Linked DNA regions of Homo sapiens: region 2 is linked to region 1. Evidence: read pairs that join two places in POLR2A ChIA-PET (ENCODE). Cell type or tissue: PC-3. All regions are shown on one strand.

Evidence for each region. Peaks named below come from ENCODE experiments on the same cell type or tissue, not always from the same donor. Only the 100,000 strongest peaks of a DNase experiment are listed, where the experiment ranks them.
Region 2: POLR2A ChIA-PET joins it to region 1 with 7 read pairs; 3 of 35 experiments call an interaction of 5 or more read pairs at or near these places.

The regions. Positions count from the first base shown.
Region 1 is chr3:174,273,736-174,281,735 of GRCh38, reverse strand. It overlaps NLGN1 (neuroligin 1), which reads right to left. Exons shown (of 7, transcript NM_001365925.2): 5 at 6,209-6,421; 6 at 2,086-2,875; 7 at 1-1,255. The coding sequence ends at 433. Among named protein-coding and RNA genes, the nearest start is that of NLGN1-AS1, 360 kb to the right of the region's middle. In PC-3, no CTCF peak of the experiment used is centred here; no DNase peak of the experiment used is centred here; H3K27ac peaks cover 367 bases.
Region 2 is chr3:174,330,645-174,338,644 of GRCh38, reverse strand. No RefSeq gene overlaps it. Among named protein-coding and RNA genes, the nearest start is that of NLGN1-AS1, 410 kb to the right of the region's middle. In PC-3, no CTCF peak of the experiment used is centred here; DNase peaks (open chromatin) are centred at 4,304 and 4,814; H3K4me3 peaks cover 337 bases; H3K27ac peaks cover 1,918 bases.

The DNA of each region.
Region 1 (8,000 bases):
GGTCTACACAATAAAACGGCTCCAAATAAAAACTGGTGAAAATTATCTGACATTCCACTGGTGTGTCCCTTGTGCATATTCATAGTTGTTTTTTTATTTTTATTTTTTATATTTCAGACATAGTTCTTTCCTGTTTGGTGTTCCACATGCCTAATTCCATTATGTAACTTAAATCTTCAAAAAATTAATTCTTGAATGTGAATGAAAAAGTATCATTCAGAACAATTGCTTCAAGCAATTGAAATTTGTTTTTAAAGTTGATTTGTATATATACAATTCATTTTTTTCAAAACCCCCAAAGTTCTTGATATGTATATTCACATAATATTCCTCCTTATTTAAATAGTAAGTCTTGTAGGTTGAAAGCCAAGGAATCTTCAGTGATCGTTTACTGCAATCCATCAAAAAAAATAGTTTGTTTCTCTTATCTGGCTATACCCTGGTTGTTGAATGTGAATGGGGGTGGGGATGGGGATGGGGCAGAGTATTGTTCTGTCCTCCAGTAAATGTATTGAATGTGTGTAAGGGCTGAATCCCTGGTATAGTGTTGGGAATCATTGTAATGGTGTTGGGTGTCATTAAGGGAACATCATCAGGTGACCTCCTCATAGCTAGTGTGTAATCTGGGGGACAGGCGGTCCGAAGAACCACCTCATGTGGATGAATGGACTCACATTCATGATCCAAATCAGTGTGCTTCATTTGGAGGGACATGATTTCCTCTTCTTGTGCATGGGTTAGATCATTGGTAGTAGTGCGCTGAGGGCTGCATCTCCTGTGAACATCATGTCTCCTCTTATCCTTTTTGTAGTACAGGGCTGCAAAGGCCAAGATGTTCAGAAACAGCAGTGATGCTCCAACTGCAATAGTGACACTCAGCTCTGTTGAGTAGTCCCTTTGATCCACTGAAAATGGACTTGGTTGTTGTTTGGGATCATCCTGCTTGGCAGTGGGAAAGGCTGACGTGACAGGTACAGAATTTTTTCTCGTAGGTCTGAAAGTGATGTCAGTTGATGGCACTTTAGTTGTTGTAGAGGTATACTGAGAAATGTCATTGAGATTATGCAGATGAGGTACCAACTCCAACCAGAGGTTCACCTTATTGGCTCTGTAATGTTCTTTAACTCTTGGTTTTAATCCAATATGGAGATAAAGTTGGTCTTTCTGGGAATATCTGGTCCATGCTACTTCTTCAAAACGGTTGGGTTTGGTATGAATGAATTTCGTGTCTTGAGGGACTGGTTGATTTGGGTCACTAAGAAGGAAAAGATAAATTATGAGAATAAAGCTATTTTATTTTTTACTTAAAATCACACTACTTTAACATCTAATAATTAAATAGATGACTCAGCAATGCTTTAGATTGTGTTTTAACATTAATTTGGGTCAATTTAGAAATATAAATCTCCTAGCAGGCATATTGTTAGATGGGTGATAATGGAAGGCAAGTAAGTCTCACATTCTTGTTCTCTCTGCTTATCCTGAGATGGGCTGCTATCTACCCAAAGATTTTAAAGAATTATTTAAATACTCACATACGTATGAGTTGTCTCATAGGCAAGCTAGCAGAGATGACATGGAATAGTGGAAAGGATTTTTGATTTTAAATTAGCAGATGAAGGTTTGAGCCTAGGCTCTGCTATATACCAGACATGTGAACATCTCTATGACACTCACAGAGCCTCAGGTCTCCTTCTTGTAAAGTGGGATTAATAGTACCTGATCTGCGAGATTCAGAAAGGTAGTTGGAAGGATTAAAGAGTGTTGTGAATGACAAAGCACTATAAAATAATATTTATTACTGCTGAACAATAACAAGTCTTGTATAATTCAAAAACCAAAAGCAGATGTAATTAAGTAATGCAATTGAGATATGTGCTTTCTTAACAAGCTTCTAAAACACCAGAAATAATAAAGCAATGACTTTTAAAAACACCATAATATAGAATTAATTTTGAATAAAGGAATGTAATATCTTGCAGGTATTAATCCAATATGACATTATCTGGGCATAAATATCTATTATTTTAAAATGGTTAAAATAACATTTTTATTAAAAATAAACTTCATTCCTTAGGTACATACCCAGTTTTAGCAAAATTTGTCCAGTATGTCATTACAACTGCACTCAGCATCACATCATTTTTGGAGAAATTGCAAGGAAATAACTCTGTAGGGCCAATCATGGGGATTCCCAGTACATAGGGAACCTCGTCTCCGTGGGCTGCATCAGCCCAAGCTGGAACCTGATCTGTTTGGCAATGATGGTAAAAGGCATAGAAGTACGTAGGTGAACCAAAGTTTGAGTGAAGATCCGCTGTGGCTACAGCTGGTGCCACCCACTGATGGTCCGTAAACAAAGCCAGTAATGTCTTTCTTCTGGTTTCAGGGTTATGACGGTCAGCCCAGTCAGTATACATGAACTTAATGGTTTCTCTCAAAACATCTTTGCCTTCAGGATATCCATATAAATTATCAACAAAATTTGAAACAGCAAAGTCAAAATCACTAGCTGATATACCATCATCGCTATCTACTATATTTTCAACAAATTTTAACCCTTCCCCTTGGTTCACTCCTAACATTATATCATAGTTGAGAAACTCTCCTTGCTCCATCAATATCTGGGGGTCGTCTGGTATTACATCACCATCAATCACAGGTCCAAAGGCTATGTGGTATCGAGCTGGTTGAATATCTTGGTCAACAAGTTCTTTGTAAGGCTTCTTCTGTAGGCATTCCACTAACTCTACTGTATCTGAAACATTGCAACCAACTTTTGTGGCCAACATTCTAGCATATTTTGCAGGTTGAAAACTAACAGCCCAGCTGGAAAGGGCTGTTCCACTTTGAGCTATTGCTCGTTGAAAAAGTCCTATGGGAAAATCAACAAAGAATTTTAGATGATCTTTGGGTAATGTTGTGGTAAAACAATAACATCTGATATTTTAGACATGTATATAAAAACCCAGATACAGCTCAAGAAACAGGGAGTTAGAGATATTTTTCTTAAGGGAAGTACACAAAGCCAACCGCAGGGTATAATGGATTAGAGAGGTGGATCTAAGTCTTGTGCTTTGAGTGGCACCTGCTTTAGGGATCAAGAAGCCTCAAAGAGGTAGTAGGCAAGAAGAAAAGGAGACGATGTAGTGGTAAAAAGTCCCAAATATGTTCTTCAATGAGTGTGTAAATACGTATATTATCATCAACATTAACCAGATGGGGCCAATCTTCTCCTATTTAACTCTCCAACAGACTCTACATTGTCTGTTTGGAATATTTCCTCCAGTTTGGCTGTGTCCATCTTCCTTCAAAATGGTTCTCTATATTTGTTTTAAACAGATGTTATTTGAAAAAGAATTCTTGAAGGCTCATACAATGACTGGGGCTGGCTGTTTGTTTATACCCTGGGGTTGGCCCTGAATTCACACAAAACAGAATATCACTTTAGACATACTCTTTCCAGATCTTCATGTCAGACATAGTATTCTGAATATTCATCTTTCAGAAGAAGACATAACCTTTGAAGTGTTTTCACTAGGTTAAAGAAAAAACCATCAGCAGAAAGATTTAGTGTGGGGTGATTTAACTTTTGCCGCTGTTGAATGTACACTACTGTTTTTATCATAAAAGATGAAAAGCACATGGTCCACTGCTTTTTAATTGCATTTAAGAATTGTAAATGATGGTTCCATATGCAGTTAAGTGCTGCATGTCATTCAAATTTACAAACACACTTTATCTTCTCATTAAGGTATTTTTCGGATAAAATTCCTGTTTTAAAAATATAGTTTATTTTCTTTTACATATTTAAATTTATTATCAATTTTATCAATTTCCAAATACAGCTTTGTGCTTCAGTTATTTAAAAACATGCTTAATTATTCATATGTATTAATGAGATAAAAACTCTTTTCACAAAGGTGTTGAAGCACTGTCTGAATTAGAAGGAAAGTTTTAGATTTTTCTTAACCTAATATGCCTATATATTCAACATGTCTGTAACATGTTCCTATATAATTCTGAAGATATTAAAAAAATCTAACAGTATTAATATACATTTGTTTTGGTTTTCTGACATCTTTATAAGTATTTTTTAGTTTACTAGAACAAAGTATGCTAGAGCAAATGATACAAATACAGATAATTTTTAAAATTATGTAGCTGTTTATCAACATTTGCTCAGGAAAATATTTTAATAAATAAAAATTGTGTAACTAAAATGCACCTGGTGATTTCTATAATATTATTTCCCATCTCAGGGACTCAACATTAACTAAATATACCGAAAAAGATTGAGAAGGAAAGGCACATCATGTCCAATATGTCCTAAAATATGCCACCTAGATTCCTAAAATATGGGAAAAATGTATGTTTGTTTTATCATATTAGTGAAATTGCCTCTTATGTGGATGCAAGATGGGGTTGACTCATGGTATATCCAGGCCTGAGCATTGTGGGATTTATTGCCTTTAAAGTTTATAGCTCCATTGGAGGCAGAATCAGCTTGATGATTTCAAGAGATTTTTTTCAGCATCTCCTGGTAAAATCAGGCAGCTTAGTTTGGAGACAGGTTTAGGCCAAACCTAAGTTGATGTCTTTTTCCAGGGATAGACAGATTTCCCTGAAGTGTATAATAAAATGTTGTATTTTCAACTGTTTGCATAACCATTTCCTACTGTTTACCATGCCATCAGTTGATGACTGGCAGTGTTAGCTGATGAACTAACTGACTCATCTCTTAAACCAATGCCCGTTTGATACTAGCTAAAGGTGGCTTTCACGTCAATTTTTGAGCAAGCGACCCTGAGAAACCTATAGAGGTGGCTTAGTGTTGCTTTAGCTACATAGTGGCATTAGTAAAAATACTGAGATTAGAACAATCTAATCTGTTTAATTAAAGAAACACTAAGTTTATTATTTCAAAAGAAGCCATTTCTTTACAGATGAAATCTCTCTTGGAAATGTTCATCTGTGTTATTTTGTCACCTTGAATCAGAATTTTACTAATATAAATGAAATGTTATGTAAACTATGTTAATAAATTGAGTCTATATATGATTCTCCAAATACATGGATTCATTTAATGACTGGCTGTTCTTTTGAAATTCAACATTCATGTGTTTTTGATACTGAAAACAAATACCATATGTTTGGTGCTCCTATCACAAAACTCAACCTTACAAATTAAAACACTTCATGAATTATACTTGACAGTGTATACTTTTTTCTTGGATATAAAATGACAATAAAAGATCAGAAATTAAAAGAAAGATGGTGTACGTTTTTATATATTATCTGTCTTCCTATCATACATAAATAATGCAGAAAAAGTATTTGCTTTGCAAATTTCTCCAACAATACTCTTCTGTTCTTGTGAAATTTCAAATTAATAATGCAGTTGGAATGGGTGATTCTATGCATGGTAAAATGGAGATGGAGTTCATAAAGAACAACATGGTAAGCCTTGGACAGACAGGCACTTGGGAAAAAATATGTCAAAGCCAGAAAATGGAAACGAGAAAAATATTTCATGGATTTCAGCAGCCTCAATACTCCATGCTGCCTTGCCAAGTTTAGGGGGAAAAATAATGCTTTTGGAGTTAAAAATAGAAAAAACACTGAATCAAATGTATTTTTCTTTTTAATCAAAAGCTCTACCAGTGACCTTGATGCTTTGACAATTTTGGATCATGCATGCGAAATAATCAACAATCCATTCTGTACTCAGACAACAAGTGAAATCACATGTTTTCAGACAAACTAGCTTATGACCGCTTCGTTAGCTTCATACTAATAAAGGGTTTAAAATGTCTATTGTCTTGAAAATAGATTATATACAATCCCTGCATGTAAAAAGTCTCATCTTTGATTTTGATCACTGAATAAACAAAGATGACAAAACTGTAGAACGTCTTTGTCTGATTTTTTCTTCAAATCACCCTTTAAAGGAAAGAAGAGTAACTGTAATGCTAACTATTCTGAAGTGTGCTTGAAAGGGCATCCTTACCAAGCTCCACAGGAGACAAAGAAAAGAGTTTGACGAAAATTTAAACATGCACAGAAAAACTGAAGAAACAAAGCTTTAAACTATTGAGTTCAACCTAACACTCAGTTTGAACAGAGAAATATACAGAGCATCACATACTACTGATGGTGGTGGCATGCAGACACCAAAATTGTCAAAATTTGCAACCTTGCATAATACCTTTGGTTGAATTGCTCCAACGGTTACCTTCAGAATAATGGGATAAAGTCAGCAGGTTGACACATGAACCCCCAGCACCAGATCCAAAAACAGTGATTCTTAAGGGGTCACCACCAAAGAATCCAATGTTTTCACTAGTCCATCTTAAAGCTTGTATGAGATCAAGGAGTCCATAGTTCCCCTTTGCAGCCTGATCGCCTGTACTCAAGAAACCTGAAAAATATAAATTTAGAAAACACGTTTTGAGCTGACGTGAATCAAATAGACATCAAATTTAAACACAAATGAAGCCTGTATTAATCAAGGTAGGGACAGTCCAAGTTCATTAGTAAAAATTATTTTCCACTATAACAAAAGAATTTACTTTAGCAAGAATAGTTAGTAGTGGCTGAAATCTGAAAAATGACATTTATCTTCCCCAAATGCCTCCCAACTTATCCAGGTAACAGATAACAGGGACAGATAAAGGGAAGGCAAACATTCTGAAAACCTCAGGGAAGACATTCCAGGGGCCAAGCTACTCAGTGGAGACATTTGGATAGTATCATAGGGTTCATGTGAACGTGTATCTTGCAGAAAACACCATGTCTGTCCTCAAGTTGCTTGTCGTCAAATGTGGTTGGAATGTTAGGTATGTATGTGTGGCAGAATGGCAGGATGGACATGTGTAGAGCAGGCGGGTATTTCTGTAAGACTTGTAGAGAAAGATTTTGTAAACTCCATGAAATTATATAGAACTCTGCATATATATGAATATGTACATTTTTATCAATGATGATCAATGATTAAGAAAGAATTACTGTGTCAGAGATGACTTGAGGCCACATTTAGGACTACTTTAAATGCCAAACTGAGGGGAGCTACTCAATTAATTAGGAAATGGTGTAGAATAATTGAAGGTTTTTGAAAAGTTCAGACATATATTTCTGGAATGCTCAAAGCTCTGCTTTGTAGTAAATCTGAAAATGAGTAGGAAAATGAGGTGAATCTGAAAATGAGGGGGAGAGAAAACGGAGGTAGGGGAGAGAGTTTAAGGATCTGAACTGACAGAATGGCAAAGGCAATTGAAAAAAAGATGATGGATAGAAAAAATATTGTGGCATTAAGATCTGAGTAACTGTTTTACATATGAAAGTTGTAGAAGGGAGAGTCAAACATATTACTTAGCAATATCTTAAACATATTCACTCATTTAGCTGACCTGATAGCTTTTATAGTTAGTTAGTGTGTTTATTATAACTTGTAAAACAAACATCTATTCTCTAATATATTTTTGCATTTAATATAAATGAAAATTTAGAAAGTGTTTCATAAAATACTCCATCTTATGGACTATTTTATATTATGTAGAAAATATTTAGAGTCCTATTAGATATAAATTGATTATATTAAGGGATATAATTTCCAATTTCAACAAGTTTATAGAACTAATTTTTAAAAATTCATTCTCTCTTATTGGAGACTTATAGAAATTCAACATAATGGGTCAATGATTGTGATAACAACTATTTTATTCAATTTGAAATATATCTCTTTATAAAATAAGCTAGGACATCGATTACATTTATGAAAACAAAACCATGATAACACTACCTATCAGGTTAGCAAATAAATCCATAACCAAACTGAATATATGGATAAGAAATTCTCTAGGATCATTGTAGAAAAGAATAGATGAAGACAAATTCTCCTGAATAATTTTGAAAAATTTGAAGAAATGAAAGTGCTTAGTTATTCTTTTCCTACAAGATCAAAAATTCTAAGAAATAAAACTGCAGCTCTAACTCATTGT
Region 2 (8,000 bases), 57 kb before region 1:
AAAAAAATAAATAAATAAAAATAAATAAGTAAATAAATAAAAGACACATGCATACATATAAAGTATAATTTAAAAAAACAGGGCATGGTCAATTAAATTTGTTGGGGAAAAAACAGAAGGGACAGGACAGAGATATCTTCATAGATGAAATTAGAGCTGAAGCCAAACAGATTAATGGGTGACTGCCAGGCAGACCATGAGTTAGTAGAGGACTCTAAGCAGAGGAAGCTGCAGTAACAAATAGCAGAGACATGAACAATACTGGCATATTTTGAAATCACAAGGGACATTGTGGGATGTGGCGCAGCACCTTAAAATTCCTCTGCAATCTCATTTCTAAAGTTGGAATGGGACAAGCCTGGAAGTACAGTGACCTGACAAAAAGTTGTTTGGGTAGCCCAGAAAGAAATTAAAGTCTGGATTAAGTAACATGGAGACACTGTGTAAGTTCAAGGAATTTTTAAGAATCACAATTTTCAAGACCTGGTGATTAGTTGGATATAGAGGGTAATGGAAGGAGGGTTTAAGAATCAATCCTAAATTTTTAGTCTAAGTGATCATGTTCATGACAGTTCTATTAGGTAAGATAGAAAACTCAGTAAAATTGCTCCCTGGCACAAATTTGGAAATAATGGTATTTGTGATTGCTTCCAATCTTCCTCTGAGACCCAAATGTTAATCAGAGAAAGACTGAGGGAGGAACCAAATGGGAGGAAGAACACGGAGCAGGGAGTAGTCGGGAAGTGAGTGCCTTGTGATTATTTGAGGCTTTCACAGTCAGGGTATGGTTCACTATATTTTTCACTATCTTTATTTTTGTGCCTATTGCAATTTTATAACATGACTTTTAAATTCACCTTGTAACAATATGACCTCGAATTTTAGCTGATAGAATTCTTTCAATCCAACATATAGTATTTTGGTGGTTCTATGTGTAGTTGGAGAATCAGGTCAAAGATGTGGAATTGAGTTTTGATATTGAATTTATGGCACTTATCAGCTATGGAGATGGAACCCATGAAAAGGAACATAAACATATGTATCTGAATGCCAGAGCTATTTGAGCTGCAAAAACAGATTTTTTGGCCATCGGTATATATTGGTACTTGAAACCACGATTATACTTCCTTCGGTAACTGACATTTTATAGAGTAAGCAGAAGAGGAACCCGCACAGAAAACAGAAAATATAAGCAGAAATATTTCACAAGATCAAATGAGTGCAGAGTCATGGAAACTGAAAGAATAGGAGTTGTTTTGAAAAGGAAGTGAGAGAGAAACATTAGAGTGGAAATTTCTCTTGCATTTCATAATTAGGAAGCAATTTGAAACCTTGCTTAGAGGGCAGATTGCAATGAGACAAGAAATGATTGAATCTAACAAATTGAGACTGAGCATATTCTTTCAAGATATTTGAACAAGAAAGGGAGAATAGAATTTGGAAGCACTTATTCAAATACATTGGGTTGGGAGGCTTTAGATGGAAGACACTTGAATCTGCTTATGACGATAGTAGCTAGAAAGAGGTCTAAGATTCAGGAGAGAAAGAGAGTAGACTATGGAGCAAATCTCCAGAATATTGATGAGAATTGAAAAATGTGCCATGACGAAGGCTTGGCCTTGAAAAGGGGGAAACACCTCCTTCTCTAAGGCTAACAAAGAGGAAACAATCCTGCTGCCCATGGATGTGGGCAAGTGTGCAGACAGGGAATCAGAAGTAAAGAGTGACCGTGGCTGATGGTCTCTCTTCTTTCAAGAGGATAGAATGGAGGGGTTGATTGAAGACAAACCATCAAAAATGGCTCTTGAATCTCAGTTAACACACATTTAGGCTGCTCGATGTGTGTTAGTGAGAATGCTACCAAAATATACCAAAGTACTTTATGTTTTATAAATATTATAATAAAAACACTCTGTTGTCTTTGTTACTAGAAAGAAGTAATGAGAGAAGACTTGCTATTAATAAAGGGAGCACTAGACTAAGAGTCTATAGAGCTGGCTTCTGATTATAGTCTTGTCATATTTCTAACTAGCATGTTACACAAGACAATATAACAGGTTTCCTATCTGAAAAGGAGAGAATTGAATGAAATTATTTCCCAACACCCTTTCCTAATACAAACCTAACATTAACAGTTTTTATTTTGATAAATGCAACTAAAAAGTATATAGAATTGCCTAACTACACTATTTAATTTGTACACCCATGTCATGCTGTGGAACCCTGGTAGCTGGAGACTTAATCTGTAGCGTCAGGCTTGGAATAAAGTTTTTAAATTTATTTTAAAATATTTACAGCATTATTACTTTGAGTCAAATACTATGCTAGGTGTTGTGTGAATAAAAAAGCATATTCAATGAGTTTGGATCCTCAAGGGAGCTTACAAACTACTGAAAAAGTGGAATATACATCTTTCAAATGTTGAAACTATAAAACCAAGACATGAAGAGACAATAAACATTCCAAGACTGAGCATAACAACAGAGATAGTCTTTGTTCCCAGGCTGTTTGTTAATTGCCAGAGACATTGGCTGTTAATTGGCCAGGACATTTTCCAGTTCAGTTCATGTGATGTGCTTCTAGTTCCCACTTGTCTACTAAATCTGTTGCTGCCATAGCCTAGAGAGATTCTAAAAGTACTGTAGAAGACTACAGAAATGTTATCTCCCTGCAGAGGGAATTGGTGTGGGCATGAACCCATGAGCAGTTTAATGTCATTCAGCTTATGCTGTGTGTTATCCTTGAGCTAACTAAACTCTGCCATCAGAAACAGAGTTGCTGCTTGGGGGATGAGAATTGGGGGTTTTAGGTGTAGTATTTTATTAAACTTGGCATTAACTCCTCCTCAGCATATCTAAAACCAAGTGAACTTGAACGTCCCTCCCTCCATCTCTCCCTCCCATTTTTTTTGTTCTTTCCTGTCTCTCTCCCTTTCTTCCTTCATTTGCCCATCTAGTCTATAGATTTTTATCTCAATGTTGTTGGGCCCTGTAGTAGATGATAAAGATACAAAGGTATAAGTATGATTTATTTTTCTCATAGAGCTTATAACCATGGGAAGAATACACAAATAAACAGTAATAATGCACCTCAATAACTGTTTGGGAGTATTGTGCAATAAACAGGGAAAGGAGGGAGGGGAACAATAATTGTCAAGAAAGACATTCTGTGTTGGGTCTTGAAACATGGCTGTGTGTGTGTGTGTGTGTATGTGTGTGTGTACACGCACATTTACTCTCTTGGAAGAACTTACTGCATGTGTAGAAGTCCTGAGGCAAGAAAGGGCCATGCATGGGTTTTGATGGAGTTTTGAGCATTCCACCTCTGCTCCAAATGAAGGAAGAGATGATGAGCCTTAATCTTACTTCTGCTACTCACCTGGCTAATTGCAGTATATCCCTCCTTCTCTCCTATTCTATCACATTTACTTTCCTCTTCAAATGACAGTTTCATCAAGGAACAACTCATCCACACATACACCCATAGGTCCCAGGACCTTGTCTTAATCTATTTGCCTACTAAAAGGAAAAAAGAATAACTATTTTTTTGGTAGAGAAAGTGTTGTCACATATTTTTATTTCCCTGATGACAGCAGGGAAGGGTAATTGTGGAAGTGCCAGTGGCTTGGCAGGACTGTAGGATACAAACAGGATTGCAAAGTATGGGATTGGAAATATAGACAGGAGACTATCCTGAGCTGCCAAGGATGCCATACCAAAAGAAGGGATCTCACCATAAATGTGATGGGAAGCATTGAAGATATTCAAGGAGGGGAGAGACACAATCAGATCTATATTATATAATGCCATGCTTCATGTTATATTTAGTAGTGTATAGCAAAGAATTTGGTCTTGCCCACAGAGAGATCTTGTCTTCAGCTTCTGGGAGGTAATACATGTCAAACCTGGTAGGATTATCTTTGTTCAGGATTATCATGCAAAAATGGCCCAGGGCCAACTCTCTAACGCCCATTTTTCAGGGTGGGGACTAGCTCACCAGATCTTAGGGTGGGGCCAGACACGCCCAATAGTCTTAGGGTAGTGATTGGCTTTGTAAGAAAGACCAACCCTATCATTTTGGGTAGGAGTTTTGGGTTATGTGATATCAGTCAACCTGGAGGCTAAGATTAACCAAATGGGCAATCAATCAATCAATCAATCAATCAAAAATGCCTTAGTGATGGTGCTCTAGTAAGAATTCTGCATGCTAAGACTTGGGTGAGTTTCCCTGGTTGGCAGTGCTTCATGCATTTTGTCATACACTGATGCCAGGAGAGCAATGCATCCTGACTCCATCGGAAGAGGACAATGACAGGTCACATTTGGAACTTACCTTGACTCTGCCCTATGCCTCTCTTCCTTTAGCTGATTTTAATCTATATCCTTTTCCTGTAATGAATCATAACCATGAGTATAACAGGTTTCGGAGAGTTTTATGAGTCTTTTCAGAGAAATATTGAAACTGAACAGGGTTTTGTGAATGCTACCCATCCCAGTCCCCTCCTCAACTTATAGTTGGTGTCAAAATTCGGGGCAGTCTTGGGAACTGTGTCCTCTAATTTTATACTTGGCTGAAACTTCTTGCACATAGTAATTAAAAGTATAGGCTTTGGAGTCAGACAGACCTAGATTTAAATTCTAGCTTGGTTACTTTGCAACCTGTGTTACCTCTCAAAGCTTTACTTTTTTTTAACAGTAGCAGATGTCTTTGGTGCTCTGTGTCATCTCTTCTTGGTTTACATTGGATTTAGTTGCAGCTGTGGTGAATAATTCCAAGTAAGCTTAGACTCACCTTTCTCAGGCATTGTTCCAATTCAAGTGTGTGCTGTGTATCTTTTCTCCTTCTGTCCCTGGGCCATGGGTGCCTCTCAACAAATGAAAATATGGTCCAGGGCCAACTGTCTAACAATGGGGACGGCAGCTATAAATAAACATCTCAAACTCTTATATTTCAGATGGGCACTTCTTGGATGCATTCTGTTGATTTCTCCAATATACCAGCGTCTGTTGCCTGTAGGATCAACCAGGATATTGGCATTGGCTTTTCTGCCCCATTACCTCACTTCTTTTGACATAAGACCTTTCACATTCTCTATTTTAAAATCTAAATGAAGACCCTGTCACATACCTTTTATGAGGATTAAGTGAGATAACATAATTACTTAAAAGAGATTAATGTAGTATTTAATATATAAAGGCTGCTATTAGAAAATGACATAAATCAAAGCAATATTTATAGGGATGGTAAGAAGGATTGATTTGAGAGATTCAGGGAATTGAGTAGAGAGATTTATTTTTTTAATTTTTATACTTTATTTTTAATTGATGCCTAATAATTGTACATATTTTGAGGATACATAGTGATGTTTCAATACATGCAATGTGTAGTAATCAGATTAGGGTAAATAGCATATCCATCATTTTAAATATTTATCACTTCTTTGTGTTAGGAACATTCAATATCCTCCTTCTAAATATTCAAAACTATATTATTGTTAACTATATGCATCCTAAAGTTGCGTAGAACACTAGAAGTTATTCCTTTTATCTAGCTATAATTTTGTATCTTTTTATAAATCTCTCTGTATCCCTCTAGTGTTCTTTGCTCTACTTTTCATTTCTATGAGACCGGTGGGTATTGTTTTTTAGTTTTGTTTTTTTTTTTTTTTCTTCCACATGTGAGTGAGAATATGAAGTATTTAATTTTTGGTTCCTGGCTTATTTCCCTTAAGGTAGTGATCTCCAGTTCCATCCATGTTGCCGCAAATGACAAGATTTTTTTTGTTTATGGCTGAATAGTATTCTATTGTTTGTATATACCAAATATTCTTTCTTAATTCATCTGTTGTTGGACATCTATGTTGATTTCATATCTTGGCTACTGTGAGTAGTGCTGCAATAAACATAGGGGTGCAGATTTCTCTTTAATATACCGATTTTCTTTCCTTTGAATAGATGTCCAGTAGTTGCATTGCTGGGTCATATGGTAGTTCTATTTGTAGTTTTTGAGGAACCTTCACACTGTTCTCCATAGTGGCTGTAACAACTTATATTCCACCAATAGTGTACAAGAGTTTCATTTTCTCCACATCCTCGTCATCAGCCTTTGTTATTTTCTGTCTTTTTTATTTGTATTTTTAGAGACAGAATCTTGCTCTGTCACCCAGGCTGGACTGCAGTAGCATGATCATGGCTCACTGCAGCCTTGAGCCCCTGAGCTCCAGCAATCCTCCAGCTTCAGCCTCCTGAGTAGCTGGGACTAAGGCACAAGCCCCTGTGGTTATTTTATTTTATTTTTGATAATTGCCATCCTAAATGGGGTAAGATGATACCACATTGTTGTGTTGATTTGCAGTTCCCTGATGATGAGTGATACTGAACATTTTTAAATGCATTTTTTGGCCTGATGTATGTCTTCTTTTGAGAAATATCAGTTCAGATCATTTGGCCATTTTTAAATTGGATTGTTTGGGTGTTTTACTTTTTTGTTTGTTTGTTTGTTTGTTTTTTGCTGTAGAGATGTTTGAGTTCTTTGTATATTCTGGATATTAATCCCCTGTCAGATGACTAGCTTGCAAATATTTTCTCCTGTTCTGTAGGTTGTCTTTTCACTCTGTTAATTGCTTCCTTTGCTATGCAGAAGCTTGTGAGTTTGCATAGTCCCATTTATTTATTCTTTCATGCCTATGGGTGGGGACCAGGGAGTATTTCTTTCTTTTGTTGGTTTTCCTTTACTCTGCTCATGTTCTTACATACAATTCCTTCATTAAATATTCTTCAGTTACCCCATTTGAATGTGTGACCTGTTGAGAAGAAGCCCATGAGAAAGGCAGCACATATAGGATTGAGACAATAATTGACATAGGGAGATAGATATTGAAAAGCTGAAAAAACATGATTTCAAAATTTCAAAAAGCAGTGGCTTTTCACACAGGTACCAGTGTTATTTCTTTAGTAACATGTGTCGGCTCCTATCACTTCCCTATCCCCAAGCTCTTCAGGGACTTCCCATGTTATTCAGAATGAAATCTACAACTTTGACCGGGTGTAGTGGCTCACGCCTGTAATCACAGTACTTTGGGAAGCTGAGGTGGGTGGATCACTTGAGCCCAGTAGTTCAAGACCAGCCTGACCAATATGGCAAAAAACTATCTCTACTAAAAATACAAAAATTAGCCAGGTGGTGGCATGTGCCTGTAGTTTCACCTACTCAAGAGGCTGAGGCATGAAAATCACTGGAACTCAGGAAGCAGAGGTTGCAGTGAGCCGAGATCCCATCATTGCACTCCACATTGGGCAACAAAGCGAAACTCTTAGAAAAAAAAAAAAAAGAGGAAGAAGAAATATACAGCTTCTTCCATGGCAACCAAGTCCTATGATCAGGTCCTCTAACTTACTGACCTCATTTCCTTCTACTCTCCATCTTGCTTACTCTAAAGTAGCGTTCTTGCTCTTCCTCTTTCCCTCTCAACTGGCTTTCTTGTTATTCCTGAAGCAAGACAAGCACTACCCCTCCTCATAACCTTTGCATTTACTGTTCTTTTTGCCTGGAAGTGTATTACTTGCTCATATCACTACCCAACATCACCTATCAGAGACAACTGTCGTGACCACTCTCTCTAAAATAACATCTTTCTGCCACTATCATTCTTGCTTTTCGTATCCAGATTTATTTTTCTTTATAGTCCTATCACTACATAGCACTTAAACTCTATGATAGATGGCTATTTATCTGCTCTATTCCTAGAGCCTATAGTAGTACCACGCATACAATAGATGATCAACAAATATTTCTGAATGAATAATGGGAGAAACAACTTTTGACAGTAACCACCTCTTCTGCTGAGATAGGTACTTGTACATCTATAAAGTAAAAATTGATATCTATCTATCTATGTATCTGTCTATCTGGCATCGTATCTGCAGTCCAGATGAAGATATACAGTATTAAAAAATCCCCAGTCTCTATTATCATCAAGATGAGTAATGCTCCATTTAACT